3 separate regions of the Homo sapiens genome follow, and regions 1 and 2 are each linked to region 3. Evidence: read pairs that join two places in POLR2A ChIA-PET (ENCODE). Cell type or tissue: CD4-positive, alpha-beta T cell. All regions are shown on one strand. Each heading gives the region's core, and the rest is flanking DNA. Links, peaks and the distances in the headings are about the cores only.

Region 1 (10,445 bases), core at 2,388-10,387, 110 kb before region 3:
TGAAATTGAACAGAAAGTCCAACTTCACTATGCTGTACACTATGTATATGGGTGGGGTCATAACACTCTTGGTGAAATGAGGTAGCTGGTAGACATTGGAATTGTGTTAGTGTTTATGTTTGTATATTCCTACATGGCTCCTTCAGCTAAGTGCTGTCTTCTGCATTCACCTAGTATTTCTCAATTAAAAAGTCAAGCATAAGCAAATGTGTTATGTTCAAATTGTTCCCTAGTATGTCAACTGTGTTGGAAAAATTTTAAAACAAACATTACAGCAGAATGGACTGGAGACTGAATTTTTTAAAAAATTTTTATAATTTTTTTTTTTTCTTTTTTTAAAATTTTATTATTATTATACTTTAAGTTTTAGGGCACATGTGCACAATGTGCAGGTTTGTTACATATTTCTGGGAGGGCAACCACATGTCAATTGAGAAAATTCACATTTTGTTATTTTTGGAACTTTCCGAGATTTTCTTTCTCATTTCAGAAAATCATGTTCTAATGACAATGCCACTTGTGGCATCTGAGTTCCCAGTATAATACACCGGCAGGTGAATATGTAGCTGTCATAATCACGGTGATCTGCATGGAGGTGCAAGCTCCTAACTTCTTCATTATACTTTCTACTGTAATCTTTAACTATAACACAGTACATTTACCTATTTAATAGATGAATAAAATTTTATTGTAAATTAAGTTTCTGTCATTTCTCCTTTATATATAGTTAGGGTATTATACTGAAATTTTTGAAATTATCCATATAATTTTGAAAATATTATATGGATATTATACATTATATGGATAATTTCAATTATCCATATAATAATTTCAAAATTATATGGATATTTTCCATATAATAGGATGAGTAAACTATACAAAAGAGGCACTATAAAATATGATAGTTGATAAAATTGTGAACCATTGATATAGAGCAATAAAAAAGGAAGGGAATGTAGCCATATTCTTATCAACAAATTCATGGAAGGATTAAATGAGATTATATCTGTCTGGCATATGATCCACTTTAAATAAATTACAGATAGATTTATTATTATTAAGATAGTATCAGAAGAACCACAGTTCCAATTGCTCCCTGGACCTCTCCTTTCAGATGTCCACAGGACCCCCAAAGTCAGGAAGTAAGGAAGAGCTACCAAATCCGTCAGGGCTCTCCCAAACCTCCCTGCCCCCTGCCCTTTAACCATGTTGTGAAAAGGCATCATCTTTAATCTGTTTGTGGCTAGCTAGGAATGGGACGTTAACCATGACGCCCCCTTCTTCTGAGAACCTTGTATCTAATAAACCACCATCTCATATGGTGCACCACCTTCTTGCAGTTCAAGTCTGTCTGCTTTCTTTCATCTTCACCACTGCCGCATTATTGCAGGCCACCATCATGGAAATAGCCGCCTAGCTGAACTCAGTGGCCCCTCCCAACCCCTCATCTATTCTCTCTTTCACCAGCACCATCCAATAGAAATGCAATGTGAGCCACGTATGCAATTGTGAAATTTCTGGTACCAACCTAAAAAAAGAAGCATAGGAAATTAATTTTAACATCATTTTAATTAACCTAATATTTGTAGTGTAGTATCATTTAAACATGTTCTCACTATGAACAATTATGAATAACATATTTGAAACCGTCCTTGTGCTATATCTTCAAAATTGGCATATATTTCACATTTGCAGTGCATATCAATTTGGAGTAACCACGTTCCAAGTGCTCTGTAGCCCCATGTTGCTATGACTCTTGGACAGTGTACCTTAAAGCCCTTTTAGCGGGTAAACCGCAAACCCTGTCCCATCAGTTTCCTACCTAGCACGCTCTAATTCCCAAATAACTGTTGCCCTAATGTCTAAACCTCTAAAAATGATTTCCAAGACCCTGCAGTATCTCATCATTGTTTATCCCGTCGGCTCCACCTCTTGCTATCCCTTTCCTGGCCCTGCACCTCAGAATCTTTACTCCCTCTGTAGAATTTGTTTTGTTCTCTCCAACATGTCCTGCTCTCTCTTGCTGTGGGATTTTTCCAGAGGGCCTCCCCTACCTGTAACACTTTTAATGTTCTGCACTAACCTGATAATCACCTTACGTTCCAGAACACCCTTACTTTTTGTTCAGATTAGGGTTCCCTCCTTATAGTTCAGATTCACTTACCTCAAATCTGGGTTTGCATTGCAGCAATCCCTCTCTCAAATTCCTTTCCATGCTGTCATTGAAATCTCTTGCTCACATGCGGTCTTGCTTACTAAACAGTGCAGCAGGAGCAGTCAGTCAATCAACATGTTTGAATGAATGAAAGAACAAATGATGAATTTCCTTTGAAAGCTTGCAGCTATGGCTGAATGACAATCAATGAAATAATGGAATGGATGATTCTGGAGTCAGACAGACCTGAGTTTGAAACTCAGTTATGTAATCTTGGGCAAGTTATAAAATTTATGTTTCTTTCTCTACAAATATTTGGTGATTTGCGAAATGGAAGTTATAATGCCCATATTACAGGAGCTAAAAGGAGTAAATGAAATAATGTATATATACATAAAATGACACATATTTATTTATCTAAACAGAATGCAGTAAATCTGGACATATCTCTTTTGACATAGGAATGTCTAGTTATACATACCCTAAGATTTAGATTTACATAGAAAGAAGGTGGCTTTACTTCAGAATGGAGATCAAGACACATTCTTGAATGCATCATTAACCTGAAGCATTTGCTGCATGTGATTGGCAGAGGGAGGAGGGATGATAAATAGGGAATATAACATTTTTTCCCATCTGGCTATGTTCCTTGTGTGGACCACTTTCCCTGAAAGAAATCCCATATTGCCGAGTGGTAGGTACACCAAGGTCCTGGCTGAAATGCCTAACACATTTGAATTGTAACCTTCCCTGGGAACGTAAGTTATGTTATTCTTGGGGTAAGGAATTAAAGGAAGCAAAACTGGGGACTTAAATTTATTTAGTATTTAATATAAAAGGAGGTTATCTTTTTGCAATTTAAGTTTATTCTGGAAAATATTAATGAGGCAGTGTTCACATTTGGGGCATTTTAATATTGCTGGCATGATACAATTTGGGGGGATTTGATGCTGTCCTGTGGTACTCAATGTATTATTTCTGTTAAACTAGATTTGACAATGTGACTAGGCATGATACGAGTTGGGAAATATACCACAGTCCATCCCTTGTCAAACAGGCTTCCATATGAATATTAAGTCCTAATGCCCTAAGACACCCATTGTGTGTAACAAATTAACTTTTTTCCTACACACAAGGATGGTGCTAGTTACGTAATCTCCTTAGAAGATTTGAGAAAAATAGTCACTCAAATCATTTTCTGATGGGCTTAATTCTCTCTGGGAAAGGCTGCTTGTTCTAATTTTTGAGCTAAGATGAAGTTGCTTTATTTAATCTCTTTGTCTAGTTTGTTTCAGTTGAATATCACGTGAATTATGATCTCACTGATTCCAAGGGGATAACAGAGAGTCATAGACTATGTTTTGGGGAAAACAGTAGATCCTTGGTGACAGTGGGTTTTCTCCAAAGAGGGCAACATTTGCAGTGTGGTTTTCCATGAGTCTGGCTACTTAGATGGATACGCGGCAGCAAGGAGCAGTTTTCTCCTCAGACCCCTTGCTTCACAGTCAGGATGGCCGCTGGGCTAGAGAAAGGAAACCCCTCTGTTTCTTTCCTTCCTCCACCCTTCACTGTGGGAGAAGAAATGTCAGACTCCTTCCTTCTGCCTTCCATTTACTTAATAACATGTGGTCAGTAGAAAAGCAAGGCAAGGCTTCCAGGAGCCAGGGCGCTCTCTTCATAGACTCCATGTCCTATGCAGAAGCAGTAGGGGAGTCAGGGCCCTTGGGGAGCCCAGCTGCATCTCTCTTTCCTTAGGCCACAAGGGGGCATATGCATTTATACCAAGGCAGAAGTGAGAGACCCCACATGAGTCCTGAGAATGGGATATATTCTCCATCCTTGCTTTTAACAGATTTCTGGCAGGAGGAGGAGGATGCTTGTTTACTTCTTCAAAAAAGCGTGCTTTGGCTGTTATTGCTTGAGTGAGTTCCAGGGTCCAAAACTCAATGGAAACAGAAGCAGTCAATAGGATTGTATCACCAAAATCCTTAACTAGATATTTAGTGATAAGCACTGAACCTAAGTTCTTTGATAGCAGATTTTTGGGTTTGGTGTGGTTTGGTGGTTGTTGTTCATTGGTATAGCTCCAGCACCAAGAAAAGAGCTAGCATGTGATAGAACCTCAATAGCTGTCAAATGATGAGTGCTTATAGAGGTGGGTGGTGCAGCCTGTGCACAGGGGAAGGGTCCAGCCTGCAGAGGTGGCCAGTCAATTCAGGAAGCACTAGACACATGTGAAGTTTAATTTAAATATAATTAAATAAAATTAAAAGTCCAGTTTCTCACTTGCACTGTCCGCATTCCCAGTGCTCCAGTCATGTATAGCTATAGGCTTTTGTATTGGAAGGTGTAGATATGGGACATTTTTCCCATTACAGAAAGTTCTACTGGATGGCACCGCTTTAGAGCCTAACTGCCTCTTCTATTTACTAGCTGGGAAAACTTAAGCAAATTATTTCACTCAGTTTTGTGACTATTAAATGAGGGAATAAATGAAAGCACTTAAAACAGGGCTTGTAGAGAATACTTATCATTATTAGCTACAAGAGATTTTGTATGGGGATGCTGTCCCCATAAATGGCCTGGATCCCTGGACCATGTACAATGTGTGTGTATGTAGTTTTTCCTACATGCTGCAACAATAACCTGTAGGAAATAATAGCCACCGTGCCCAGTGGCATTTTTTAATAGAAAGGTTTTCATTTAAAAATATTTTATTAATATGATTTTTAATAAATTAAGGAAATGTATGATCATTAATCATTTTATTTTAATTTTGCCAAAATAAGATTTTATTCACATCGAACTATATGGATTCTGCTTGTATTTCAACAATGTAACAACACTTGGAATCTACTTGAAGAATAAAACATGCCAGGGGCTGGGCGGGGTGCTCACGCCTGTAATCCCAGCACTTTGGGAGGCCAAGGCAGGCAGATCACTTGAGCCCAGGAGTTCTAGACCAGCCTGGCCAACATGGTGAGATCCCCATCTCTACAAAAGAAATACAAAAAATTAGCTGGGCGTGGTGGCGGGCACCTGTGGTCCCAGCTATTATGGAGGCTGAGGTGGGAGTGTCTCTTTGAGTCAGGGAGGCAGAGGTTGCAGATGGTGCCACTGCACTCCAGCCCAGGAAACAGAGCAAGATGCTGTCTCAAAAAAATAAAAATCCATGGCAGGGATCTACTGCAGAATCTGAAATACATTTATAGGCACTTAGTGAATGGAGAGAAAATCTGTTGATATGATTCATTTTGATAACCAACATGTATTTCTAGTCTTGAAATCCTGGCTTCAAGCAATCCTCCTAGATCAGCCTCCCAAGTAGCTGGAATTACAGGCACAAGTCAATACATCCTGTCAAATGTATATTTCTGAAGGTGGCCTTAGTTGTTGATAAGCAATGGATATGTATGCATAAAATGATCCATCTAGAGAATTCTAGAAAATAGAGTTTGTGTCTTCTTCTTGTTACTCTTTAGGTACTGTTCGGTGCCAAGTAGAATAATTTCCACCACTTTCCCTGTTCTTCAGTACTACTGCATAGCCAAGCTGGTTTATTGTTGCATATAAAGTCTGGGTAAGCATATGTTTCTCTACACTCGGAAATTAATGGGAGCTGATGCTCTGTATAATGTCAAATTGCCCCTGGGAAAAAAAACTGTACTGTGGCAAAGTCGATGCCACCATATTTAGTAATATATTTTAAACTAATAAAGACCATTTCCAGGGCAGAAATAAGCTTTGTTGTTTTTGTATGATTCTGAGCCCATTCAACCCAACAACTTTCACAGTACATTATTGTGATTGTAATCTTGATCTAAGTGAGAAGAGCATAAATAATGAGAAACTGTTCTTTAAGCAAACCTGGACAAAGAGGTGGGAGCTCATTTTTAGCCTTGATTCTGTAATGAACCACCTATTTCTCCTTGAAAACTTCACCTAACTTCTCTAGACTACAGGTTTTGGAAAAGATATTTGTAAATGACAGGTTAATTTAATAACCTCTAATTTATTATTTAATAATGAAGCTACTATTATGCTACTAAGGAAATAGTAACTAATAGTAAATAATTCCACAAATGCAGTTGATTTTTTCTCAGAAAATGATGTTCTAAAAGTTTTGTTTTCTAGAAATTATCTTGGGGAATATATTGAAAATCAAGTTCTCAAAAATATTAAACAATTTTGTATCATTAAGGCTCAGCAGATGAGATGTGCTGTCCTGTGAAGTATACCTTTGCTCGCCCCTATGTTCTTTGTCTACCTTTGGAAACCCTCAAACTTCCTCTTCTACCCCTTTATATACCCTGAGGAATTTCATCCAATTCAGTGCTCTCAGCTATGATGAAAAACAAGAACTGACAAACCAGTCTCCAGCTCTGGCCTCTCTTGTTTGAGGTTGAACTCCTTCAGAACTGCTAAGGAAAGCTCATCTCTTTACCAGCATTCTGTACAAATCCACTCTCTTTTGTGGCTGAATAATGCCACCCTCATTCTATTGTCCAGGTTAAAAACTCATCATCTTTAACTTCTCCATCTCTTTCATCCCAGCACCAAATCAGTCTAGCTATCAGCCATTCCTCTTCATTAAGCAAAACTGTCCCTTCTTTCTCCAGGTCTCCATCATTTGTTTGGATTGTTGCTGCTTTTATTTCCCTTATCTTCGCTGGTGCCACAGTATTTTATTTTTCCCAAAATAATGATAACGACAACAATTAGCAAGGCCACTTTATTGCTTCAATCCTTCCTTGGTTCTCCATTGCTTACAGGGCCAGACCTGTAGGCTGGATTAGGAAATTGGACTTTGATATGTGTTTCTAGCTTAACCATGTACTACCTTGCCACATACCTAGGGTGCCAGCTACATCTTGCTTTTTACACATTAATTGCTTTACACATCTCAGATCAGATCTAATATGCGTTTTCCCACTAATTTTTTATATTGCCCTCTCCTCTAGAATATAAACTCCATTAAGGCAAGGACTTTATCTGTTTTGTGCCATATTGGACACCTAGCACACACAAGAGTACTCCAATGTAGGTGATGAAAAGCTACGTTGAATGAATTAGTCAATTTATTGTTTCAAGGATCTGTTCTAAGGCTACCTCTGTGATGAAGCTTTTCTTCATTCTCAGCAGGATGATTGCTCTCTCCAGGATGATTTCTCTCTCCCTTTATGGTTATAAAACCAAATGTGCAACTATTTTAGCTCAAACATCATATTATCCACATTTACTTACATATATGTCTTTCCTATTTACTTGAGCTCCTTGGTGGCACGGATACTCTTTATTAATTCTAAATGCCCACCACCAGGCTGGGAGCATTAGGTTCACACCTGTAACCCCAGCACTTTGGGAGACTGAGGCAGGCAGATCACTTGAGGCCAGGTGTTTGAGACAAGCCTGGCCAACATGGTGAAACCCTGTCTCTACTAAAAATGCAAAAATTAGCCATGGTGGCATGCACGTGTAGACCCAGCTACTCAGGATGCTGAGATGGGAGAATCACTTGAACCTGGGAGGCGGAGGTTGCAGTGAGCTGAGATAGCACCACTGCACTCCAGCCTGGCCTGCAGTAAGACTCTCAAATAAATAAATAAATAAATAAATAAATAAATAAATAAAAATAAAAATAAATGCCCACTATCGTACCCAGTTCATAGTTGGCACTCAATAACTTTTATGAATGAATGAATGACTGAATAAATGAGTGATGAATTAGGTAGAGGAGGAAACAGAGTAATTTGATTTGGCCTGGGATCACCAACACACACACACACACACACACACACACACACACACGCACGCACACATCAATGAGGAATATGACACACAAATCACCCTACATAATCAAAAGATTCTTCTTGGTAAGAGACAGATATTAGAGTGTCTGTGTTGACCTTTAAATCACCTTTGTAAAACACAGTTTAAAAAGACAGTCTGGCTCATAAAAGCAAATAGGTACATTGTAAATCCACAAATTTGAGATTTTTATAGTGAAAATACTAATAGGTTTTGACTTTTAATGAGCTTCTGCTCTTATTATTAAAAAGATTCTACTCATTCTAATAAAAGAACTGTGATTTGTGGGTATCTTCTGATATATTTTAGTTGATTCTTAGCTTCAGCCACCTTAGCAAAAAGAAAGAAGAGGTTTCCCCAGTGGAATTTCAGATAAGTATGCATACTGCAAGAGAGGCAGAGGAAAAATGATAATTTGCTTTATTCATGAATCTGTTCAGATGCAACGTATGCTGCCCAGGCCCATGCTGAGGTTTGGATAAGTCTATTCCTAGGGCCCACACCTTGGTGACCACTATCTGTTCTAATCAGATAATCTATGGAAGCCAATGACTGTCTTCTCACTTGTTAAAAGCATTCACACTCAGGATGGGCAGAGCCTAGCAATTAAAAGCACAGATGGTATGTTGCTAGTATCAAAATTACTTTAGAAACAAAATTGGGAAATTAAAATGTAAAGCAACACATAAGAACTAGACACCTCAAGCATGTAATTGTATATTTATTTCTCTTTTTAAAGAACACTCCTTAATGTAATTCAATATACAAACTTGGTTTCACAGAATTATAATCCACTATATAGCACAAAGATAACCCAGATTGTATGTGTGCGTGCACACATGTGCGTGCCTGTGCACATGTTGCTGCACCCCTCCCTCTCTTTCACTCTTCTGGACCTACAAATGCTCTTCCCACCTTCAACACTAACCAAAAGCCATTGTGAGTATTACATACAACAGACATCCTCCCACGAGTTCTTTGCCCTTGAAAGATTCTTTTCCCCATTCCCCCTGAGATAGCCAGGAGTGTGACACTCTTCCCCTATGAAAAAGGGTAAGGTGACCTCCCCTAACACAGATGTTAACCCTGTTCCCATGTAAACCGGCTGACAGGAAGAGCTGGGGAGCAGGTCTCCATCTCCTTTTCCCCCTTCCACACCCAACCCTCAGAGTCCAAGTGCGACCCTCTGTGTAGCCTTAGTTCCAGTCACCATCCTGTGTAGCAAGAACTAAGGAGATTGCTAAGCCCAGGTCTTCTCCATGAGCAGCGCACAGCACTGCCTGCCAAGCCACCGGGCCGGCCGATAACCAAGCTCTACACAGTCCCATGTGCTTTGTCACCTTAATTTTTTAAAGACACCTAGCATAGGTCTGTGGCAACCTAGTGTCCAACTGAGTTACATAAAATTGTACCAGTGATGCACTTGTACATATTTACATGGGGTGGAATGTTTTCCCATATTTTTAGATGAGTATATAGATCAACATGTTCACATAAGACCAAATACTTTTAATATTATTTATAACTGATTTATAAAGCTTTGAAAAAACTCACAATAGCACATTGTTTACTTTAATGCTTTACGGTACTATCATTTTAAAATCACAATCAGCACTTAAGTTATAGTCAATCCAGCAAACAAGAGACAAAAAAATATACAAGAGTTAAGAACTGACTGATACATCCTTTATCTTTTTTTAACTAATGCATAAGTGCAGAATAAGATACTCTAGTTTAAATATCTTGTTTACAATGTACATTTTTGTTCTAGTTACGCAACAGTAAATCCCATGCTTCACATAGAAAAGCAATCCACAACATTAAGAAAAAATGTACAATTTATGAAACAAAGTAAATAAATATTAGTATTACAGAATCAGAGCTGTACATAAAAGCTGTTCAGTTTTAATCATATAAAAATATGTTTTAGTGCAACCTCACATATATATTGATGCTGTTTTGCTTTACATCATTTAGATCCAAGTGTCCAAAAAAGGAAAGAAATTACATTTATTACAAAGCAGATACACAAATTCTAAAATATGTACAAATTACTGCTAAAAAATGCTTATAAGAATATAAGCAAAGTAAAGAAAAGGCACAAACATCTGTACAATTTTAAAAGTACCAGACCCAATAGGTTAATTTCAAATTTTGTTTTGGTCAGGCTCATGATGACTTGTTAATTTACCTAATTCTTTTGATATAACAAAAGTATATATAATAGCAAACTACTGTAACTTAGGACAGGCATGCTATAAACTGGATTACCTCCATTTCTAGAAAAACAAAAACAAAAAAATGGGAAAATGTGGAAATGAAAGTCTCCATGCATCATAGATCAATGTAGCTGACTCTTTTCTGATGAAGGATCTTTGCTTTCCTCTGTGCTTGAAGATAATTCCTTGCTGCTGTGAAAGTCCAACTGCTTGTCATCCACACAACTCTTGCTGTAAAACGTGGAGTGAGCTAATGGAGTCTG
Region 2 (11,030 bases), core at 1,443-9,442, 84 kb before region 3:
CCGTCAATAAAACAAATACCTATAAAATGATCAAAGAATGAACAAACTTAGATGACATCAAGTGTCCACCAATTTAGTAGATTTCATAATAAATTAGAGGGGTGAAAATTTAAGGAAGAGGCTTGAATGATATCCATTAGGGACATTTTCTTGCAAAGCAAATCCCAAAGGCAAGGGCATGAACTTATGATCTATTACCAGCCAGAGTTCAGAACTGTGAATAGAAAAGGAATTTACTTTCAGCTTTCAACCAGATTAGACAGTACCTTTTCCATGCAGACATTCTGGACCATTTACTCTGACCTATAACTGCACATTTTACATTTGCACTTTGTTTCCTTACCCTCCTTCAAATATTTTAATTCGGATTGGCTCAGTTTGTTTGGATCCAATATCTTTATCTCCATGAATATCTCCTTTCCCTCTTTCCTTTAAGATATTTCCCACTAGTTTCCTTTCTAGTTTGCTGCCAAATAAAAAGGACGCATCAGGTTTCATCTGTAAGACAAGAAGAGAGAATCATTTCACATGCTTTCTCCAAGACACAGGAGCCCCTATGTCCCACTCTTCCATCATCTCTGAAAATGAGCCTAAATTCTGTACTAAAAGGCCAGGAACTAGTTATATAAAATAAGGACCACTAGGGATAAAATCAGATAAGAATGACAGTTTCCACTGAATAAATTCAACATTCTGTTACAGCTATATATAATAAGTACATATATTATATATAAAAATATATAGATACACATATACACTCAGCACTCTGTGCAATGCTAATACTTAAAAGACACATTCTATGTTTTGAAGTAGCAATGAAAACAATCTATATTAATTAAGGAAGTAGTCTCAAAAATTATTGAAGGGAAAATGGTAACTGATAAAAGTGAAAACATATTTTTAAATCCTCTATTTGCCTCCTTATTAATTTAGCAGAAATTTCAAAATTCCCCTTAATATTTTTATAATTTTACATGGAAGGCATTGATGGTTCTTGTAGGAATAAACCAGCCAGCAACTTGGAAAAATAAGTTTTGAAGGAGACAGATGTCTCGTCAATGAGAGTAAGCCCTGCAGCATTTGCAAAGCTCGGTCCTCCTTCTTCGTCTTTCCTTTCAGCCTCCATTCCCTGCTCTATGGCCCACTTCACAATTCCCTGAATTCCTCACATCCAGAGAAAATTAGACCTGCTAGGTCACTCACAAAGGTCAGAAGGAAAATAACCCATGGGAATTAATCCCAGTGGTAGGATTTCATGGCACCCAAATTTTTAAATTTTAAAAGCATAAATGTAGGCTTTTTCTTCTGAAAATGGACCATGCCTGAGACCTCAGAACCAAGTGCAGTCAGTGGCTTCTTCCACTCCTGAGTAAGGCCAGACTTTCTGAAAACGCCCCCACACTGACCTTCATTTTACTTGTATTTTTTTTTTAGGCCTTATATCCTTCACTATGTAGTCTGCTCAGCAATCAAATCCACAATACAAAGTTCTTCCTAAAACAGTATTTGTTACCTGAGTAAACTGCTTCCAAGCACTTGATGATGTAAGCTTGCCGGTTCCAGGCCTATGCATAGCAGCCAGAGTATAAATTTCTGCAGTGATTTTTTGCTTGGACCTCAGAAGAGCCAGCGTGGTCTTGGTGTTCAATCCTGATGGGTTTGGATTACAGGAACTAATGCACCATGAAGCATAAACCGAGGATTTGAAGGTGGCCTGTTGCACATAATTGGGTTTTGTATAATTCAAGAAGCACCAACTCACAGTAGTTGTTGTCCGCAGACTGGGGAACTGAAGAATCTGCTGGAAATCTGCCATGTCCGTGAGAAGAAGAGTTGAGTCTGCCACGTTCCCGCTGGGGGCAGAGGCCATGCGGACCAGCATGCCAACAGGCCGCTTGTGGCCCTTCCCTTCCTCTTCCAGCTGACCATCTCCTGCTGGTAATGAAGAACTCTGTGGGCTCATGCTCATGTCCGATGCCGTCTCATCGATATCTAATTCATCTGAAGATTCTTTGCTTTCAGAAGGCCCACTGGACTTCTGCCCCGGAAGTGGTGCCCGGGAACCGGAAAGCATCTCCTTGCTGGGCAGGAATGGCTCCCTGGAAGACGGGCTAACAGAAGGATAGTCTTGAGATGAGGAGGGCGACAGCGAGGAGAAGGAAGATGACCCTGACTGCAAGCCATCTTTTGGCTCAGAAGCACATCCTTGTCGAACCAGCTGGGGTTTCTGGGGGCGGGAGAGGTCCTTTTTGATGTCTGAGTTGGTCAGCTCCACAGCACTAAGCTCCTCCACAATCTGTCCGTACATCTTTTCTTCTTTGACCCTTTTCTGCTGCTTGGTTTCCATGAAGAGCTCCAAGCTACTGGCTGGAGAAAGCATTCGCTTGCTACCTCCCAGGGTGGCCACGCTGTCAGAGGTGGAAGGTAAACACAAGGGGATGGAGGATTCTAAGCCGAGGGGCAAAGTCTGAGGTGCTTTCCAAATGGGGTACTTCTCCAAGCCCGCATGCTGCCCCAGCACCTGGGCAATGTTGAATCCTATCCCTTGCATGGCTGCGTTGGTGACCAGTGTCCTTTGGGTCATATTCTCATCGACTTTGCATATGACAATGGCAGGGCTATTCTGCCCAAGTATCTGAGAAATGCTTGTGTACATGACACTTCCATAGGATGGTACGTGCGTCTGGATCCGAACAGGAACCACTGTTCCTGGGAGGGACTGCAAAGACCCAGCATTTGCCGAGGCAAAATCTTCTTGAAGAACCTGCTCAGAGGGCGTTTCAGTTGACTTACTGCTCTGGTCTGATGGAAACTTTGGAAGAAGGTTCTTTGGGTGTAGCCCTGATGCTCCTGAATAACATGGGTAGGTCTGCTCTTTCGTGTGTGCATACTCAGCAGGTTTCTTTCCAGTGTGCTCTGCCACATGCTCTAAGGGATAGCTCGAATGGATTTCTGTCTGAAAAGAGGGCTTGCCATAGCTCTTCTGAGGGTGCTGAGCAAAGGGATGTGGGAAATGTGCCTGCCACCAGGGAGGCTGCTGAGCTGGTAAATGAACCATACAAACTGTAGGATACTGAAACTGAAACAAGGCATTCTGGATTGGAGAAAATGGAATTGTCTCTTGATGTGGAAATAAGTGTGGCTGTTCAGGTAAGTGCTTGCTTGTCATATAGGATGTTGGTTGGATCAAGGGATTTCTCAAAGATTCCTGACTGTCCATGTGCATGATCTGTGGCTGGGCCAGGTGCAGTGGCCCCGAGCTCAGCGGGGGACAAGGACCCGCCACCTGCTTCCCTGGGTCCTCTTGCTGAAGAGGAGGCAGCACAGCAGGCGGGCCATGGTGCCACCCGGACCGGAGGCCAGCATGCAGGTGCTCCAGCTGCTCTTGCTTCACGCTCTGATCCATGCCAACCTCGCCCTGGGAGATTTCTGGGGAGCCACTGAAGGAAGCTTGCCGCACCAGAAAGCATTTCTTCCTCTCCCTGGACGGTGATACCGTGGAGGCTGCTGCTCCCGACACAGGAGCATGGGACAGATTCCCATAATCAAATGATTTGCTCCGAACTTCTGGGACTTCCGCTGGGTGAGGACAAGGCATCTGCTCTGATGAGCAGCGTCGCATCTCTTTCTGGTGGTGATGGCCTGGGACAGACAATGAGTATGAACCAGCAGGGACAGTCAGAAACTCTGAATGCTTCCCAAACTCATCCTGCTTAGGAAGTGCAGAAAGCTTACTGGTTTCTTCTCTTTCAAAAGACATGGAGAAACTGGAGCTGTGGGACAAGTTGCTTTCTTGGCTGGGGCTGCGGGAGAGGCCTGTGCCTGTGGATTCAAAGCTGGACTCCCCTGAGGAGTGCTCCATATCTGCAAGTCGCAGACGCTTCTTTTTGGGTGGCAACTTCTCCGCGGGGAGCTGGGAAAGGGTCTCACTTCTCTGGGGCCACTGAAATTCTTCCACAGGCTTCTCTGGCTCTTTGCTCTGGGCTTCCTTCTCCTTCTCAGGTTTATCAGGCTCCTCGGTCACTCGAATCTCAGGAACCTGGATGTTGTGTTGCCGAACTAGCCTGGGCTGTGTGTGATAGGACTGCTGCTGCACCTGCTGAGATGGAGAGGGTTTCCCCCCACTTTCTGCACCATCCCCAGGTGGAGCCCACTCAGGACTCACTGGGGCTTCTGAAATCTCACTGTCACAAGTCTCTGAAGGGGAAGGGGCTTTATCCTGTGTGCAAGCCACAAGTTCGGCTGACTCAGACCTTTCAAATGAATTGGGTCGGCTCAGTGAGTTGGTGTGCTGAATCACAGAAATCACATTTCCAGGAGGTTTCCTGCCCCCTAGGTCTGACATCTTGTCTGAATCAATGGCTGAAGGTGACTCCTCTGACACAAGAGATGGACTTCCAGGCTGCAGTTGGGGCCGACATGGGTCAAAGCGTTCCGTGTGACCATGAGAAAGGTTTTCGTGTCCAGCCATGGCAAATCCACTCCTGACTCCTTCCTGCATCTGCAGTTTGGGGTCATAATCGGAAGCCATGATGCCCACAGGAGTGCTTACAATGCTGCTGCAGATCATGGGCGTGTCCTCTTCATCCCCTACGCTCTTCTCTTTCCGGCGTTTCCTGTTTTCACAGGTAGTTCCAAACATGCTTGGTACTCCCTGCAATGGCACCACGGGATCCATGAAATATTCTCCACCATGCTTTAAAGAACTCAAGCAGGAAATGTCCCTGTAGTTTTGCTTTGGTGTTTCAGAGTCCTCCCACTTCTTATAGGGTTTCCGACAGACATCATAGTCATACCCAACCCTGTCCCCAGGAGACAATTTCTTTTCCTTCAGGGATGAACTGCTGATACCCTTCAACATCCTGCCATGGTGCTCGACTTCCACGTGGCCCTCCTGTACCGAAGGCAGCTCAAATGCCGCTTGTCTTCTTAGCATGCGCTGAGGGGGTATGCCCACGGTCCCTGGATAGAATACATCGTCGGAACCAGTCATCCTTTCATCAAATGAGTGACTTCCTCTCAAAGAAGGAGGAATAGTTAGATTAGTTGCTGAAGAAGTTGGCACTGAGTTGCTTCTAATAAGGGGTGAAGAGTCTACAGGAGCTTCTAAGAGAACCGGGTTGCTGCCTTGGAAGTTTGCTGGATAAAGTTTTCCTTCGTTCCTGATAGATGATGGAATAATCTGGGGTTGTCTGGACTCACTGTTGAACTTAGTGGATTTCAGCATGCTCGTTTGACTGGGGTCGACATCTCCCTTGCTTGGGATCAGCTGTGAAACAGGATCTTCAAACATCTTGACATCTAACCTGGTGTTAACGTGAGGTAATGGTTCCATTATGCCCTTCCTACCCATTGCGGCACGCTCCTGACTTGTGGTTGTAACACTGAGTGCATTTCTCGGACTAAGCCGACAGTATTTTCCAAAGATGATTTCTTCATAAGACTTTGCATTTGTGTTGGGAGGGCTTATTTGCTGCTCAGCACTTTCTGAGCGAGAAAAGTAACCAGAATCAGTGCTTCCTTTACTGTGCGGGCTCAGAAGGTTGAGCGATGGCTCAGAATCTTGTCCTTTTTTCTCTGACAGTCTTAGTGCAAGTTTCTGTTTGACTGTGTGCGAATCATCAGCCTTAGTATTTAAAGATGGATTTGGTAGCATATCAGGGCCAATATACTGAGAGCTTTCATTAGGGAGAGGAATCCCACTTTTAGGGATAATCAAAATCGGCACCTTCATTGGACCTCCCAATGATTCTTCCAATGACCCATGATAGCCGCCTCTGCTGGCAATGTCCAGTGGGATGGGTGGACCAGGACTCATTTTGTCAGAAGCCTCGGCAAATAAAGAACTCTCCTCATCTGTGTCTGTACTCTGTTCACCATCTGAATGTATTTCTGCTTCTACATCAATAAAACCAGCCTCTAGGTCCAATTTAGATACAGCTGACTCTGTGAAAGGTACTAATCCTGCCTTAATTGCATGGGCATGTGACTTCCTGTGCTTGTACAAATTGCTCTTTGTCTTGAAAGAGAAACCACAAGGTATACATGGATATGGCCGCTCCCCAGTATGGGACCTGATGTGTTTTTTCAGTACACTAGGTTTGGCACACGCTCTGCTGCAGTAAGGGCAAATGTACTTGCCAGGCTTTTTGGGTTTGTGCTCTTTCTTGTGAGCCTCTTCTGCCTGTTCAATACTTTTCTGGGAGTATTGGCTATAAGCAGGGTTCAGACTTGAAATCTTTTTTCTAGGATAACCACCACTGTGGCCATGTATAGGAAAAGGAAATAAGTCCTCAGAGGCAACGGATGGCAAAGGGCCAGGGAAAAGCCACGGAGGACCTTCGAGGCTCTGATGTGGCTTGGTGCTGTGCATGACCCCCTGTGGCAATGAGTGCTGAGGGAAAGAGAGTGAGTGTTGGCATGAGTAAGGACTCGGACGATGCGGTGGATATTGCTTCTCTGCGACTTGCTGCACCACTTCACTAGGGGAGGCCAGTTTCCCAGAACCAAACAGTTGTGCTGATGCTGTGTTTCCGATTTGCTCAGGCTCTATTTGTGGTTGCCGCTGTCCTTCATGACTGCCAAAAGTGCTCATCTTAATAACAGCTGATTGTTCCTGTCTCCATCTACCTGATGCTTTATCAGTTTCTCCAGACCTTGAGGTAGCTTTTTGTCCTAGAGCTGTGTCCCCAGTGTCCATTTTGTTACACAAGGTCTTAAGTGCTAGTTCCCCTGAAAGCAGTGCAGACTCATGGAGTGTCTCCAAAGCTGTGCTTCTTAAAGCTTGGTTGCTTCCATGTTCCAGGGTGTCTGCAAACTTGCTGATTGCTCCTTCTCTTTGGAACCTTCCACACGCACACCACAGTCGATGGGCATTAGCTAGTAATGTCCTTGGACCAGGGCTATAACACAGTTCTCTCCATTGTAGAAACGTCCATCCAAAAGCTAAGTGCAAATCTATAAAGATTTCTTATGGCATTTGAAAATTTTCAACTAGGATGAAATTGGGATGATGAATAGTCTAGGAGAAATTTTGCCCATCAACTAGAGCAAAGTTCAATTGCCAGTTTCACTAAGATAAAATGATCTGAAGAAAAAGAAAATACAAAGAGATTGTCATAACAGTTTCAAATAAGAAACCAAAAAAAAAAAAAACCTAACTAACCAACCAGAAATTAGATAAATTTGAAATGTTTTTTACTCCAAGGAATTATTTTTATTGAGATTACATTAATTCCACAATTAAAATATATTAATTTCAAACTCAGCATTAAGTCATGAACATAAGTCTCTTCCATGTTTGAATTTTGGTCACTCTTTTAAATACTTTTTAACTTTAGAAAACCATTTGAAGGAAAATCCTTGATGGATATTATCTACAAAAGTATAAGGTTTTAGAAAGCCCCATTAAAAAAAAATAGAGCTATTCCTAACCAAGTTTTATGACTTGTATGCCAAAGTGTATTACATATCTCTATATAGAGATATGTTTTATAGCTTAATACAAACAATATGTGGCCAGGCATGGTGGCTCACGCCTGTAAACCCAGCATTTGGGGAGGCTGAGGCAGGTGGATCACGAGGTCAAGAGACTGAAACCATCCTGGCCAAAATGGTGAAACCCCGTCTCTACTAAAAATACAAAAATTAGCTGGGTGTGGTGGCATGCACCTGTAGTCCCAGCTACTCGGGAGGCTAAGGGAGGGGAATTGCTTGAACCCGGGAGGCAGAGGTTGCAGTGAGCTGACATCATGTCACTGCACTGCAGCCTGGCGACAGAGCGAGACTCCATCTCAAAAAAAAACCATATATATAGTTACATATTAATATAAAATATAAATATAACATAGTATACATATAAGCATACATATATGATACATGTTTTATAAAATACATAATTCATAAAGTATTATATATTACTATAAAGTATAACTATATTTTACAGCTTAAAATCAGTGATTAATAAAATGACATCAAGGCTATAAGAATTAGATGTCACAGAACTTTGGAAAAGATAAAAGGGTGCATCTAAACAAAACAATTATAAAGTCTTCTTAATATAGAAAACAAAGCATATTTCTAGGACAGTTTAAAAACGAAATGATTACCTGAACAGTTTAGAGTTCTTATGGGCATGATTGTCCTGACGCTTCCTGGATACAAAATAAATGCAGTTAGGGAAAATTGTTCCATTAAACCTTACCATCGATATATACAAATACAAATTCCAATTTCCAGTTCATTATATAAAGGGTTCACAATGCTATGTACCCTAAAACGAAAGCAAGAAACTGCTTCAGAAAGCATTACACCAGAAGAGTAAACCTTACACTGACACTGTGACTCAAAAATAACTCAGAGAAAATATTATAAAAACATCATAGTAATATTTTCTAAGACATAAGATTATTATATATGAAACATCTTAGTTACTTAAATGTAATCAGCCTAGTTCTAATTCCCTAGATATTAAAAGTTGAGATACAGGCGTTTTTTGTTTTGTTTTTTTTGAGATAGAGTCTCACTCTGGTGCCCAGGCTGGAGTACAGTGGTGCAATCACTGCTCACTGCAGCCTCGACCTCCCTGAGCTCAGGCGATCCTCCCACCTCAGGCTCCCAAGTAACTGGGACTAAAGGCATGCACCACTACATCCATCTAATTTTTGTATTTTGTTGTAGAGATGAGCTCTTGCCATATTGCCCAGGCTGGTCTCAAACTCCTGGGCTCAAGCAATCTGCCCATCTTGGCCTCCCAAAGCGTTAGGATTATAGGTGTGAGCCACCTCGCCTGGATGAAAATAGTGGGTTTTTTTTTCTGATAGGTTTGAATGTTTATGTTTAAAAGAATAAATTTCCCTTTTAGGAAATTTACATCATAGCAAAGTGAAGGAGTCCTCTAGATGATGGCGTATGGCTCAGGAAGACTTGACAACTAAGTAATCGTTCAATTTTAAGTGAATACTCAACTTCCTTAGGGGAGTGTTCAATGAGGTACCCAGAGGATTCTGAGAACTTCAATGATAAACTGTATCCACTGTCATAGAACCTCAGATGTTTCCTTGATAGGCAATGTGTCCGTTTATCAAAATAAAAAAGATCATACACATTGACCTAGAAATTCCACTGCTGGAAATATATCCTTACAGGTGTACTTGCACAAGCGCACACCAATATATATGTACAAGAACCGCTTAAATAAATTATGGCTCAATGATAAAACTGAGGCATTTAAAATAAATAAAGTACAGCTATAAGTACCAATATAGAAACTTGTTCAGGGGATAGTAACATTAAATGCAAGAAAAGCTTATTGCACCCTAGTACGAAGACACATTGTTAATCCTATGGGTGAAAAAGAGGAACAGTTGATCAACAGAAAATTCCTGTGAGGATGCCAGGCAGCATTGGCACCAGCCTGACCAACATAGAGAAACCCTGTTTCTACTAAAAATATAAAAAATTAGCCAGGCGTGGTGGTGCATGCCTGTAATCCCAGCTACTTGGGAGGCTGAGGCAGGAGAATTGTTTGGACCCGGGAGGCAGAGGTTGCAGTGAGCCAAGATCGAGCCATTGCATTCCAGCCTGGGCAACAAGAGCAAAACTCCATCTCAAAAAAAAAAAAAAAAAAAAAAAAAAAAAAAAAAAAAAAAGTGGAACCTGGGATTCAGAGGAAGAGGAAAGAAAGGATTTTTACCTTCCATCTCATGACTTTCAGTAAGTTTAATTTTTGTTTATTTTTCTTAACATGAGCATGTTTATCTTTTTAAATAAAACACTAGTTAATAATTTTTTAAAATGCTACCATGCAGATGTACTGCAGATTCCTAAAGCGAAACTCAAATAGTAGTCTTACTTCCATGGGCAATTTTCTCCCTAACATCGAATTTGACTGTGATGATGATGATGACAGAAGTTGCACTTTGAGAGGGGAAAAGCACCCGGAAATTCCCACAGGAACGGTAAGTCTTTTGGGTGAGAAATCAGTAGCCCCCAGATATTTGTAGTAAGACATCTGTACTCAAAGATTCCTTCTGTTAATGGCCATGAAGCCTAAGAGATTTGTAAAGCAGCAGTCAAAATACTAAACAAAGATATTAATCTCAGTTTGCTAAAAAGTTTTGCTATTGGATTTAATTTTTTGCTGTGCAATAATTTTCTTTAGCATCCCTCTGCAGGAAATGAGGCAAAAACGAAACACAAATGATAGTCTCATAATATTCCAATGCAAATTTCCTTGTGTCAATTCCAGGAACCATGCTAACAAGAAGAAGACACAATGTTGAATCTAAATTGGCTGACTGTGTTTAATTAACTAAATATTTAAGGTTCATGTAGACACAACCTCTGCCAGACTTGTAGAGGTAAATAAATACCCTCTAAAATGGAAATATACTACATTTTCAATTCAAGACAAGCATGTATGAATCCTCAATTAGGACTCAGAGCTTGAAGTGAATAATTTCTAAGTTATTTTTCAGATTTAATATTTTATCATGGTATTGATCTATGTATGCAGTTTCATTGTTAATTATAACAATGATAATGACTGTCATTTACTATATATTTACCATGGGCTGATACATACTGTTAAAGAGTTTCATATACATTGTCTTATTTTATCTTCATTATACCTCTATGCTAAGGGTATTATTACACCTATTTTACAGTTGAGAATGATTCTTAGAGAGGTTGGGTTTCAGAATCAAAATTCAGATCTAAATTTGGTGACTTCTAAGTCTGGGAGGACTCACCACTACTCTCCATTAAGTTTTATTACAACTTAAAATAATACATCTTCAATAATATCTTCATCTAAATATTTCCACTTAACTTTAATATATGAAATGTCTCAACTTTTAATGGTTCTGAGAGAATATAAATGAGCTCTGCATGTTTGTAGTACAAAAAATGGCCCCAAAATGCCATTTCCTAGAAATAAAAAAATCCATAATTTAAATAATGTTCAAAATATGTATATTAAGTATTAATGAGAACAGCTTCTTGTAAGACCATAATAAAGTCTCATGCCA
Region 3 (11,030 bases), core at 1,652-9,651:
TCATAATGATTCTGACCTGACAAAAGGATCACCATGCCAAAAGAATGTTTAATGTATTGAACCATTCCTGATTACTCACTATTTGAGCTGGTATGACAGAACCTCACGGTGGAAGAGTTTCAGTGGGGTTCACTCATGTCTTTATACAACAATGATATGCTGCTTTCACACTTAGAACGAAGGTCATTGCTTTAAATTTGGCAAGAAAATCAAAGTCTTTCTTATCCAGCTCAAGAGCATTATTTTACCCAGATCATTGTCCTAATTTACTTTGGCAATAAAAAGTGTTTATTACTATAAAGTAAGGCTAAAATTGATGGGTTTGGGAGACTTTACACACCATGTTCCACTAGGTTAATTTTGGAGGGCATGCCATGCTTTCTATCTTTAAAAAGTATAGTCTATTTCTTCCTTCTTAAAGCCACAGATTTCCCACCAAACTTAAAACTTCAGTCCATTATATTATTTTAAATTTTGTTTTAACTTTATTATTGGGAAATGACTTTATTTAATCTTTCTATCAAGAAGTAGCATTTCGCTTTTTTTAATAAAATGCTCACAATAAACTCTTTTTTTCTCTCATTTATTCAATTATTTATTCAACAAACAATTGTGCATTCCCATAAGCCATGATTCTTGTCTTCATGGAGCTCAGGGGCTAGTGAAGGTCAGACACTGAAAATAGATTGTTACTGTGTGGACCCCATAACAAAAGGCATGCTGAATAATCAATTACATAACAATATTTGAGAAAGGCAGCACTCTTCTAAATTCTTTAAAACTTGGGAGCTAAGTATCCCTCCTATCATGACCTGAAATATAGAGTAATTCTTAAATCCACCACAGATATACTTTATTTCAACAACTCCCAGATGTCTCAGGACACCCTGAACCCAGTTTCAAAACTCATCAGCATAGATGTTTTAGAGATTTCTCCAAAGAAGTCACTGGCCCATCACTATCACATTCTAGTTTAGGTAGACTTAACACTCAATCTAATGAATCAATTTGTGCAGTTTGACAAATTTAGAGTAACAGGGGAAAAATACATAAGATACTCAGAACTGGAAAACCCTCTGAGTATTAGAGTCTTCTGTGTTGTATCTTTCCTAGTCTAAAATGATAAACATTCCTATCTTTGAAAAATTTGATATAAATATTTGTCATTTGATGTAGAAAGTGAGGTATTTTTGTGCTTATCTTTTAATTACTCCAAACTTCTCTTAGTTTAATTGCATACTTGTACAACATATACCTCTTTTCTTACTTTTTCTAGAACCTGCTAAGATTCCAGTTATTTTCTTATTGACTTCCTTCAGTTGGTAGCTAGATCCATAGATTAAGGTATTTTTCTTTTCCTCTCTTGGCAGATTAAGTTCATTTGGCACAGATTTGTACACAAGATCATGTCCAAAAGGAATCCAAGGAAATTACCAGATATCTATTTTTTTTTCCACATCAGAGAAGCAAACCCTAGCTAATCCAGCTTGTCTGCCCTCTGAGCCTGGGGCTTAGTGTGAGAAGTTACACTCCCAGTAGAGAAGGGACTCTAAGCTGGCTACCCAAAGGGTCTCCCTGTGGTTTCGATAAGAATTCACTTGTAACAGGTGCTAGCACCTGTTCTTCCGGCTCCCAGAATAGTTCCTACTTAAAATGAATCATACTCTAACAGTTCACTTTTAAGCTTACTATTTGAAATTTGGAATGTGTTTCCCTCTAAAACCAGTGTCATAAATACTGGTTGGCATGCAAGGCCACCCTTCAAAAGCCTGTATAACCTGATTTAGAATTCGCCTAAGGCAATGTAATAAGAGCAACATAGAACCTACCCACCTTAGATGGCATAGCTTCTTGTCAAATAGTCACACTGAGAAATTGAGTCAATAGGATATGAAACTGCCTTTTCCTACAAGGACCGTAAAAGTCTAGGTGAAACTCTAAGAGGTAAATAACAAAGTAAGAATAGCAAGACACAGATGGGCCAGGGGCATCAGTAGGAAGAATCTCAGTGGCTCTTGTCTTTTGTCAGGGCAGCAGTGGTGGTCCAGGCATTGGTAGCAGCAGAGATGGCAGAAGAATGGAAAAGAAAAGAGGGCAGGGAAAATAAGTGAATCAGAAGCTAGAGCAGCCTTTGAAAAGGGAGTGTCCTAGAATTGAGGGCAAGAGAATTGAGGAAGAGAAGGGAATTCCTACCACAAGGCAACCGGGGAATTCCCTGGTTGGGGTTGCCATTCACTCTGTCACTGACTGGGAATATTCACTGTTTAGTCACATAATGTTCTCAGTCTTTGTTTCTTACTCTGGTTTCTTAAATTCAAGCTCTGTGTTGTTCATAAAAACCCGGTTCAGGCTGGTGGCTGTGCCATCCCCCTCAGATTTATTGTTAGCCTGTGGTAGTTCTCAATTAGGGTGATTCTGCCCCCTTAAGAGACACTAGGCAATGTCTGGGAGTTCTTTCTGGTTGCCAAGACTGGGAGTGGGAAGGGGTATGCTATTGTACCCTGGTGGGTAGAGGCCAGGGATGCTGGTAAGTATTCTACAATGCACAGGATAGTCGCCCACAACAAAGACTTATCTGGCTCCAAATGCCTAACCATGCTGGAGCTAAGAAAACCGGTAACATTGTAACTCTGCTGCAATAACTTTTTGGTACATGTCACTAGGCTCCTGATGTTTAAGCAAGTGATTATAACAAAAATCCTTTAGACTAATTGTATTACTCAAACTTCATCCTAAAGATCGTGCTCAACCAAGAGAAATTCTACAAAAAAACCCATAGTATTCTTCAGAATTACAAAGTGTGACATTTGTTTTTTAATTGAAGATGTCCAATCAAGACAGCCGAACTTTAGGAGGCTGGCAGAAAGGGCACGGGATGAACTTGGTATCACCTGAATGTAACTGAAATTTTCCAGGGAAGGCACTGCACAAACTCCTCTGTGAATGTGAACCCTGCCACCAATGCCACATCCTGCTTCTTAAGCTTTTCCATAAACAGCAGCTGTATTCCTCCCCAAGCATCAAATGACAACCCAGGAACATGCACACGTTCCTGAAATGCTCGCAGCCACCCAGTATTAAAGCAATAATCTCCCCCAGGGAAAAGTCCTACTGGGCCGGATGTAGGAAAAAGAATGAAAGCAGGCACAGCTTTCAGGTCCACTCCACCACAAATGACTCCATGACCCGGGCAAGGAACGTTAAGTAACTTCTTTCTGGTCCTTTTTTTCCTCAACTAAAAGCAGAAAAAGTTTGGCTTAGTCATCTGCAACTTCACTTTCAGTTCTCACCACCATGCTGGTTTTCTTCCCAAAAGGTAAAGAGAAGGGAATTGGCTCCAAAGAAAGTAGGTAAGAGGGAGCTTATGAAACCCGCTTCATTAAGGGTCCCAGTCACATGGAGTGTCTGTGGGCTACAATAGATGAACCACCCACGTGGTAAGTTCACCCACAAGAGCAACTTTTTTGAACACAGGCAAAAGCTGACCCCAAGCTTGATAGGCGAAGTCTCCACTGAGCTCCAGGCCACATGAGAAATGCTGACTGTGAGGATGAAGGACCAATCTTTGTGTGTGCACAGCAGGGAAAGGACTAATCATTCCACACTGGCCTCTTCCGCTACAACCTTCTGTACAAGTAACCGTCATCCCCAGAGCACCATCTTATCATTAGGAAGGACAGAAGAAGAAGAGTACAGTGTGTTTTAAACTGTCTTTGTGTTATAATAAAAATCACAAACAAAAACAAAATGGGCACAAACAGTATGAATTTGAGGAGCCTTTAATTTTAATGGGCAAATACTTAATGTATTAATAACCACGTGGTAGAAACCAAAATTAGTTCTGGGGAACCTCTCAACTATACTGAATTATCTGCTGAGATAGGTTTTGTTCATGGATCTACAATAAGAAAGGAATCTGTTTTCCTGAGTCTCCCCACTGAGTTTTTTATGCAGTGCTTCTGTTCATATGCTTAAGTGAGCCATTTAAAAGGAAGAGTGTCAACGTTGGACTCAGGCTTTACTGGTATGAAAGTGTAAAATTATATTTGTATCCACAGATTTCCAAAATCTCAGTATGCAAACTTATTAAAAATACACTATGGTGGAGGCATATATAAGAAGTGAAAGTATTCTTTCACTTATTTCTTATTACTGCCAGTTCAACATTATCACAAGCTCACAGGGCTATGTTTTCCCAACTGAAACACCAGGATGTTAATGTGTCTGAAATTTGAGACCTTCTGATAAATTATGCTTGTTTGCTGGTTTTGTTGTTTTTTGGTGTGTTTGTTTTCAGTAAAAGCTGGCACTTTATAAAATATCTGTCTTCAGTATTTGACAACGCTTGACAACCATTCTCTCGTTACTTTTTACCACATCCTGGTAAGGGGGAAATGGCAGGTAACTGCATCGCTTTTCACTAAAAAACAGACAGCAAGGGGTTAAAAAAAAAAAGAAAAGGAGAATTTATGTCTCCCAGTTCCACCTACTGCACCACTTTAATATCCAGGATTCTCCCCAAGCCATTCCCAGAGAAAAAAGTGAAAAGAATCTCCTTTGACTTGCTTGGGTCACTGCCCCCAAGACACTGAAGACTCAAAGATACTGAAGACTTCAATGTACAATACATTGGTGGTGAAACTAAAAGTCATATGCAAGGAGTTGACTCCCCTCTCACTGCAAATAATTCTAACATGACCGATGTGCTACAGAAATCAATAGCAGTAATGACTACCTTTTTTGGAACTGCCTCAGCAGTCAGCTGGAGAGGGGGCCTTGCTAAGCCCAGGCACACTGCCTGGATCAAGCACTGAAATCAAGCTTCACAAAAGAGAAGCGTGAGTAATTTACTTATTAAAGAGATAACTGTAAAGTCTGATACAAACAGACAAGCGTAAAGCCTTCAATGCACAAACCAAATGCTTGGCTTGGAGACCATAAAATGCAATCAGCAATGAAATCTAGGTTATATCACTCAACTTTCAAAAGTCTAATGCCCCTTTTTATCCTTAGAAAGATGACACAAAGAAATGACCTGTGAGGGAGACTTCTGGTTAGCAGGGGCTCCCCAAAGACACTGAGCCCACAGCAGGAAGTGGAGGGGAAACCTCAGTGACTGGTCCGAGACCAACCTGGACTTCCGTGTAAGGTACAATGCAGATAAAGGGGATTACTGTACTTCAAGTGGGTTCTGAAGCATTCTACATTATTCAAAAGGACAAAAATCTAGTCAGGTGTTGCCCAAATGGTCTCCTCTGTGATCATTTTTCTCATGTTGTTCAGAAACGTAGTGGTGATAGTGCATTTGTGAGACTCTGTGGCCAGGAAACAACATCTCTGTAACCCCAATTTTAAAATCATGACTTCACTGTCACCAACCAGCGAATGCCAAAAATAAAAAGGTAGAAACATCTAAAACGCTGTTAGAAAGTGAAGCTTGAGTTCATGAGCAAATTAGAAAAAAAAAAAAAGTCATTTGCCATCAGATGTTGTCTGTCAACTTAAAAAAAAATCCAAATAAAAAGAGAATTCAAACAGTTCTTCTACAATAAGCTATTGTATAGCCCCTAGATCTAAGTCATTCACAACTCCCGGAAATAACTGCATATTCGCCAAATGCTCTTATTTTGTATGTTCTCACGGGGTTTCAGGACTTGTGCAAATTGTTTTCCAAGCACCATCCGGCCATAATGACCAGGTTAGAACTGATAATTATGCCTGCCTGTCTATAGGTTTGTCAGCTAAAGAAATCCACAGACGGCTGCATCATGAGCAGAATTCTACTTCGGGTGCAGCTGCGCTGACCACACTGCATTAGAAAAACAACCCTCTTTGCAATAACCAGTTTTGGGCATCACTGGTTAAAAAAGACTAGTTTCCTGTTTTTCTCCAAAACTTCAGAGTGTGGGTATTGCTATTTTTTACCCCACCCACACATTTTTCTTTTTAATTGTTGAAGATTAGGTGCTGTAAACACCTAATCATGAGCATTTCTTTATATTAAAACTCCAGGTTTAATTTTAGGTCGGATTTGTTCTTTCCACACGGGGACTCCCCTTTGTTAAGACTTGTGTGGCTTCTCCTGCGGGCGGGGGGAAGCCACGGGGCTGCGGGCTGCTGTCTAGGAGGGGCTGGGGTCGGGTCTTGGGTCTGGGAACTTATCTATGGCCCAGTGTTGCCCCAGGCAGCTGTCCCCCACCATTGGCTTCCTGATGGCCCAGCTATGCATGGTCCCCGGCAGGGATGCTGCAGCTGACCTAGGGCGACAGGTGGTTGGGGGAAGAGAGGCTGTTCCCCCTAGAAGAGTATCTCAACCCAGGCTTGGGAAACAGCCCTTACTGATGAAGGCTGGGGGACTAACAGTGACATAAAGCATCAAGATCCCAGACATATCATCTTATTTCTGTTTATACTATGCCGTTTCTCTTCCTCACTTTGACATGTTATTTCCTTTCTTTCAAGAGGAGTTTGAAGTATATGAAGGCAGTGCACACTGTAGCAGGGCTGCTCCTGGTGCCTGACCCCCTCACTTCACTCTGGCCCCTCTGCAAATGTCACCTCCTTGCAGATCCCCCCTCTCCCCTACCTAATTAACACACAGGCATGAGTGCTGGGCAGGATGATAAATATCTGTCTCCCACACTGAATAGAAGCTCTCAAAGGAGGCAGCACTGCTCTGTTCACTCCTATAGCCCCAGTATCCTAAACAGTGCCTGGAAAATAACAAGTGTTTGATTAATATTTCTTGAGAATAAATGCCCCCCTCCCTTATCTGCTTCATCTTTTATCACACCTCCTCTCACCTGCCCTCTTATTTTTTTATTTTTTAATTAAATAAATTTTTTTTTGAGATGGAGTTTCACTCTCGTTGCCCAGGCTGGAGTGCAATGACACGATCTCGGCTCACTGCAACCTCTGCTTCCCAGGTTCAAGCAATTCTCCTGCCTCAGCCTCCCAAGTAGCTGGGATTACAGGTGCCCACCGCTACGCCTGGCTGATTTTTTTGTATTTTTAGTAGACACGGGGTTTCACCATGTTGGCCAGGCTGGTCTCAAACTCCTGACCTCCAGTGATCCACCCACTTTGACCTCCCAAAGTGCTGGGATTACAGGTGTGAGCCACCCTGCCCAGCCCTCTCACCTGATCTCTTGGGCCCACCTCTCTGGAAACCCTCATTTACTATACTGCAGTTTGTTTACATATGCCTTTTTTATAAACCATAAACTCGTGGAGCTTGAGGACTGGGCTCAGCACACCTGGCACATAACAAGTGCTCAATAAACATTTGATGGGTGTTGTTAAATGAATCATTTGAGATTAGCCACTTTGAAGGCAGGAACTATGTAGATACTGTAGAAACACATTCTGTCTCTATTTTTTTTAACCAATACTATAACTTTTGATCCCTACAAGAAAAGTCTGAGGCATTTCCTCAGCCAACAGTATATGCTTAAAGGCATAGCAATAAGACTTACTCTGGGAGGATCACTTGAGCCCAGGAGTTCGAGACCAGCCTGGGCAACAAAGGGAGACTCCGTCTCTACAAAAAATTAAAAAATGTGTGATGGCACATGCCTGTAGTCCTTGCTATTTGGGAGGCTGAGATGGGAGGATCACTTCAGCCCAGGAGGTCGGGGCTGCAGTGAGCTATGATCCTGCCATTGCACTCCAGCCTGGGCAACAGAGCAAGACCCAGTCTCAAAAAAAAAAAAAGAAAGAAAGAAAGAAAAGAATCCACATAAGCTTGTCGAAACAAAGACTAGAGAAATAAAAACTTAAAACGATAAATGAGGCAGGACGCGGTGGCTCATGTCAGTAATCCCAGCACTTTGGGAGGCCAAGGTGGGTGGATCATCTGAGGTCAGGAGCTCAAGACCAGTCTGGCTAACATGGCGAAACACTGTCTCTACTAAAAGTAAAAAAATTAGCCGGGCATGGTGGTGCACACCTGTAATCCTAGCTACTTGGGAGGCTGAGGCAAGAGAATCACTTGAACCTGGGAGGCAGATGTTGCAGTGAGTCAAGATCACACCATTGCACTCCAGTCTGGGCAATAAGAGTGAAACTCCGTCTCAAAAAAAAAAAAAAAAAAAAGGAAAGAAAGAAAGAAAAAGAAAAAAAAGAAAAGAAAATGATAAAAGAAGTGTTTATCACTGTACTGCTATGCAAGAAGTTGAGGTAATATCCTTTGAAAGTTCCTGAAAAGAAAGAATTCTAAGCAAAATCAAAATCTTCATTTTTGTTAAAGTTCACAGTAGGGAAAGTGTTAAATCTTTTTTTCTCCTGTAAGTTCTCCTCTTAAAGGAAAGACAGAAATTCAGCAAAGATCTCTATCCCCTCGGACCTCCAACATTTTTCTGAACTGTAAAAAAGATAAGAAAAAAACTGAGCCACAATCACCCTTGTATGTTATGTACATGTATTGACTTCATATTGCTCCCATTCATGTTAAGAAGAACCCAGGTGATAAAAACTTAAATGAACTCCTGATGAAAGGAAAATATATGTATATTTTATCATTTGTTTCAAGAATTTAAATAAATTATTAATATGTACATTCATACTATAAAGCTCTACAACAGTGGTCCCCAACCTTTTGGGCACCAGGGACTGGTTTCGTGGAAGACAATTTTTCCATGGACTGGCGGCAGGCAGGGGGTTGGGAAGACTGAAGTGCACTGCATGTATTGTACACTTTATTTCTATTATTAGTACACTGTAATAATGAAATAATTTTACAACTCACCATAATATAGAATCTGTGGGAGCCCTGAGCTTGTTTTCCTGCAGGAAAACTAGATGGTCCTATCTGGGGGTGATGGGAGACAGTGACAGATCATCATGCATTAGATTCTCTTTGGGCAAGAGACCTAGATCCCTGGCATGCGCAGTTCACAATAGGGTTCACGCTTCTGTGAGAATCTCATGCCACTGCTGATATGACAGGAGGCGGAGCTCAAGTGGTAATGCTCGCTCACCTCCACTTACCTCCTGCTGTGCAGCAGTTCCTAACAGCCAACAGACCACTAGTGATCCGTAGCCCAGGTACTGGGACCCCTGCTTTACAGGCTATCCATTGCTGCACAAATTTTGTAGTAGCTTTATTCCGCACAAATTCTGCAACTTGTCTAAGCAATAGACTTTTTAAAATGAGAGGAAGCTTCTTTAATTCCCATGTGCCTTATTTAATGTTGGAAAAACTAAAAAAGAAAGAGAAGTTAAGTCAACTATCATTTCACAGAAGACACAGATCTATTTTCAAGGAAGTTAAAATCTACTCAGACAGTATACGAACATGCATACATCAGATAGCAGAAACATCACAACAGAACGACATGCCAGCAAGTAACACCTGAAGACAATACTCTCAGCATATTCAAATGCTGAGGCTCATTCACAAAGGAAAATGCAGGCTAGAATAATAGACCTCTTTGGTTCTGTACGTTTCTAAATAACATAATCATTGTCTTATATATTATTACCAAGTAGCAGTCTTTCCCCATTCATTGACAAATCAATTGGAATGGCCTTCCCCTGTATGATTCATACATAAAATGAAATTTACTAATAATGAGAAGTTTTGACATAGGTACTAATGGCTTGAGATGAATAAACCAGATTTTTATATATGAAAAACATATTGTCTCCTCCCATGGAAACCAGAGCTGTGAGGCAATAACATTGGAGGAACTATAAGCAAAATGCCAGAGCAAAGAAGTAATTCTATTACTTGAAGGTATCCTTGGATACAGTAGAATAGCACCATATACTAACAGAATTTATTTTAAACCCACATACACATTTTTCCCATCCGACTGTTGGTAAAAGGTAATGAGTATGAAACAGTAATATCCCAAATTTAACACTCCAAAAGAATCTGTTTGGGCTTTCTTTCCAAATCATCAAGTAAATGCCCTTAAAATTTGCCCTCTCCCTCCAAACAATTTAATGTCATCTAAGTTCAAAGTTGTCAGTCCCACACTTTCAAATTATAAATAGATAAAACTCAGTGTATGGAACTTCTGTTTAGAAAAGGATTCCATTTCAAAGCGGGCTCCTAAGAAAGAAATGGTAGGTAAGCACACCAGTCCGGGTGGAAGCCTTACTAGAGATTAGAATTTGGCCCACCTGCAAGAACAGATGGCTATTCTGGACAGCTGCAGGAAGATGGGGGAAATAGCTTGAGGGCTACTGATTGCTGTAATAATTAAAACCAACAACAATGACAAAGTGGCACTTGAAGTTTTATACCGTTACTTAAATTTTTTTTCAGGGAAATTTAGGCTTATAAAGTTAGAGTGGCACATCAGCCCAGCAGTTTGTTAAGACTCTATTATCAATCTTTTATACTGGAATCTGTTAGCAGCCCTGCATTCTCTTTTTACACTGTAGAGAATAAACATTAATACCCAAAACGTGTGTTTGACTAACATATTTACAAGAATAAAGCAATGTATTGTACTAGATTCCAGATGTGAAAGATAAGTGTCACTCCTTCAGACAATTTCTCCCAATTTCTCCTAACTTGACAGTTTCATATTGCATTTGCTACATTAGCAAATCTATTATATATTATGTAATACATCTATTATATATGTAATATGTAATACATATAATCGATTACATGTATTACATATTTTATAATACATATAATCGATTACATGTATCATATATTTTATAATACATATAATCGATTATATGTATCATATATTTTATAATACATATAATCGATTATATGTATCATATATTTTATAATACATATAATCGATTATGTGTATCATATATTTTATAATACACATAATCGATTATGTGTATCATATATTTTATAATACATATAATCGATTCATAATCGATTATATGTATTATATATTTTATGAAATGTAATATATATTGCATATATTATATATTGTGTACTATATCTATTACATTTAATTATATATGTAACTATATATTATACATTACATATATTATGTAATTATATATTATACATTACATATATTATGTAATATATTATATGTAATTATATTACA

Evidence for each region. ChIA-PET counts read pairs that join two places held together with the same protein. Peaks named below come from ENCODE experiments on the same cell type or tissue, not always from the same donor. Only the 100,000 strongest peaks of a DNase experiment are listed, where the experiment ranks them.
Region 1: POLR2A ChIA-PET joins it to region 3 with 10 read pairs; 6 of 35 experiments call an interaction of 5 or more read pairs at or near these places.
Region 2: POLR2A ChIA-PET joins it to region 3 with 10 read pairs; 5 of 35 experiments call an interaction of 5 or more read pairs at or near these places.

Annotation. Positions count from the first base shown.
Region 1 is chr6:142,742,803-142,753,247 of GRCh38, forward strand. HIVEP2 (HIVEP zinc finger 2) reads right to left here. Exons shown (of 10, transcript NM_006734.4): 10 at 8,667-10,445. The coding sequence ends at 10,305. Among named protein-coding and RNA genes, the nearest start is that of HIVEP2, 200 kb to the right of the region's middle. In CD4-positive, alpha-beta T cell, for the core only: CTCF peaks have their summits at 3,982 and 4,182; a DNase peak (open chromatin) is centred at 3,899.
Region 2 is chr6:142,768,039-142,779,068 of GRCh38, forward strand. HIVEP2 (HIVEP zinc finger 2) reads right to left here. Exons shown (of 10, transcript NM_006734.4): 4 at 8,109-8,153; 5 at 1,514-7,087; 6 at 344-498. The coding sequence starts at 6,700. Among named protein-coding and RNA genes, the nearest start is that of HIVEP2, 170 kb to the right of the region's middle. In CD4-positive, alpha-beta T cell, for the core only: no CTCF peak of the experiment used is centred there; DNase peaks (open chromatin) are centred at 6,023 and 6,433; H3K4me3 peaks cover 535 bases; H3K27ac peaks cover 1,684 bases.
Region 3 is chr6:142,851,761-142,862,790 of GRCh38, forward strand. All of the region lies in intron 1 of HIVEP2 (HIVEP zinc finger 2), which reads right to left. Among named protein-coding and RNA genes, the nearest start is that of HIVEP2, 88 kb to the right of the region's middle. In CD4-positive, alpha-beta T cell, for the core only: no CTCF peak of the experiment used is centred there; DNase peaks (open chromatin) are centred at 2,211, 5,101, 5,721, 6,161 and 4 weaker places; H3K4me3 peaks cover 2,828 bases; H3K27ac peaks cover 6,716 bases.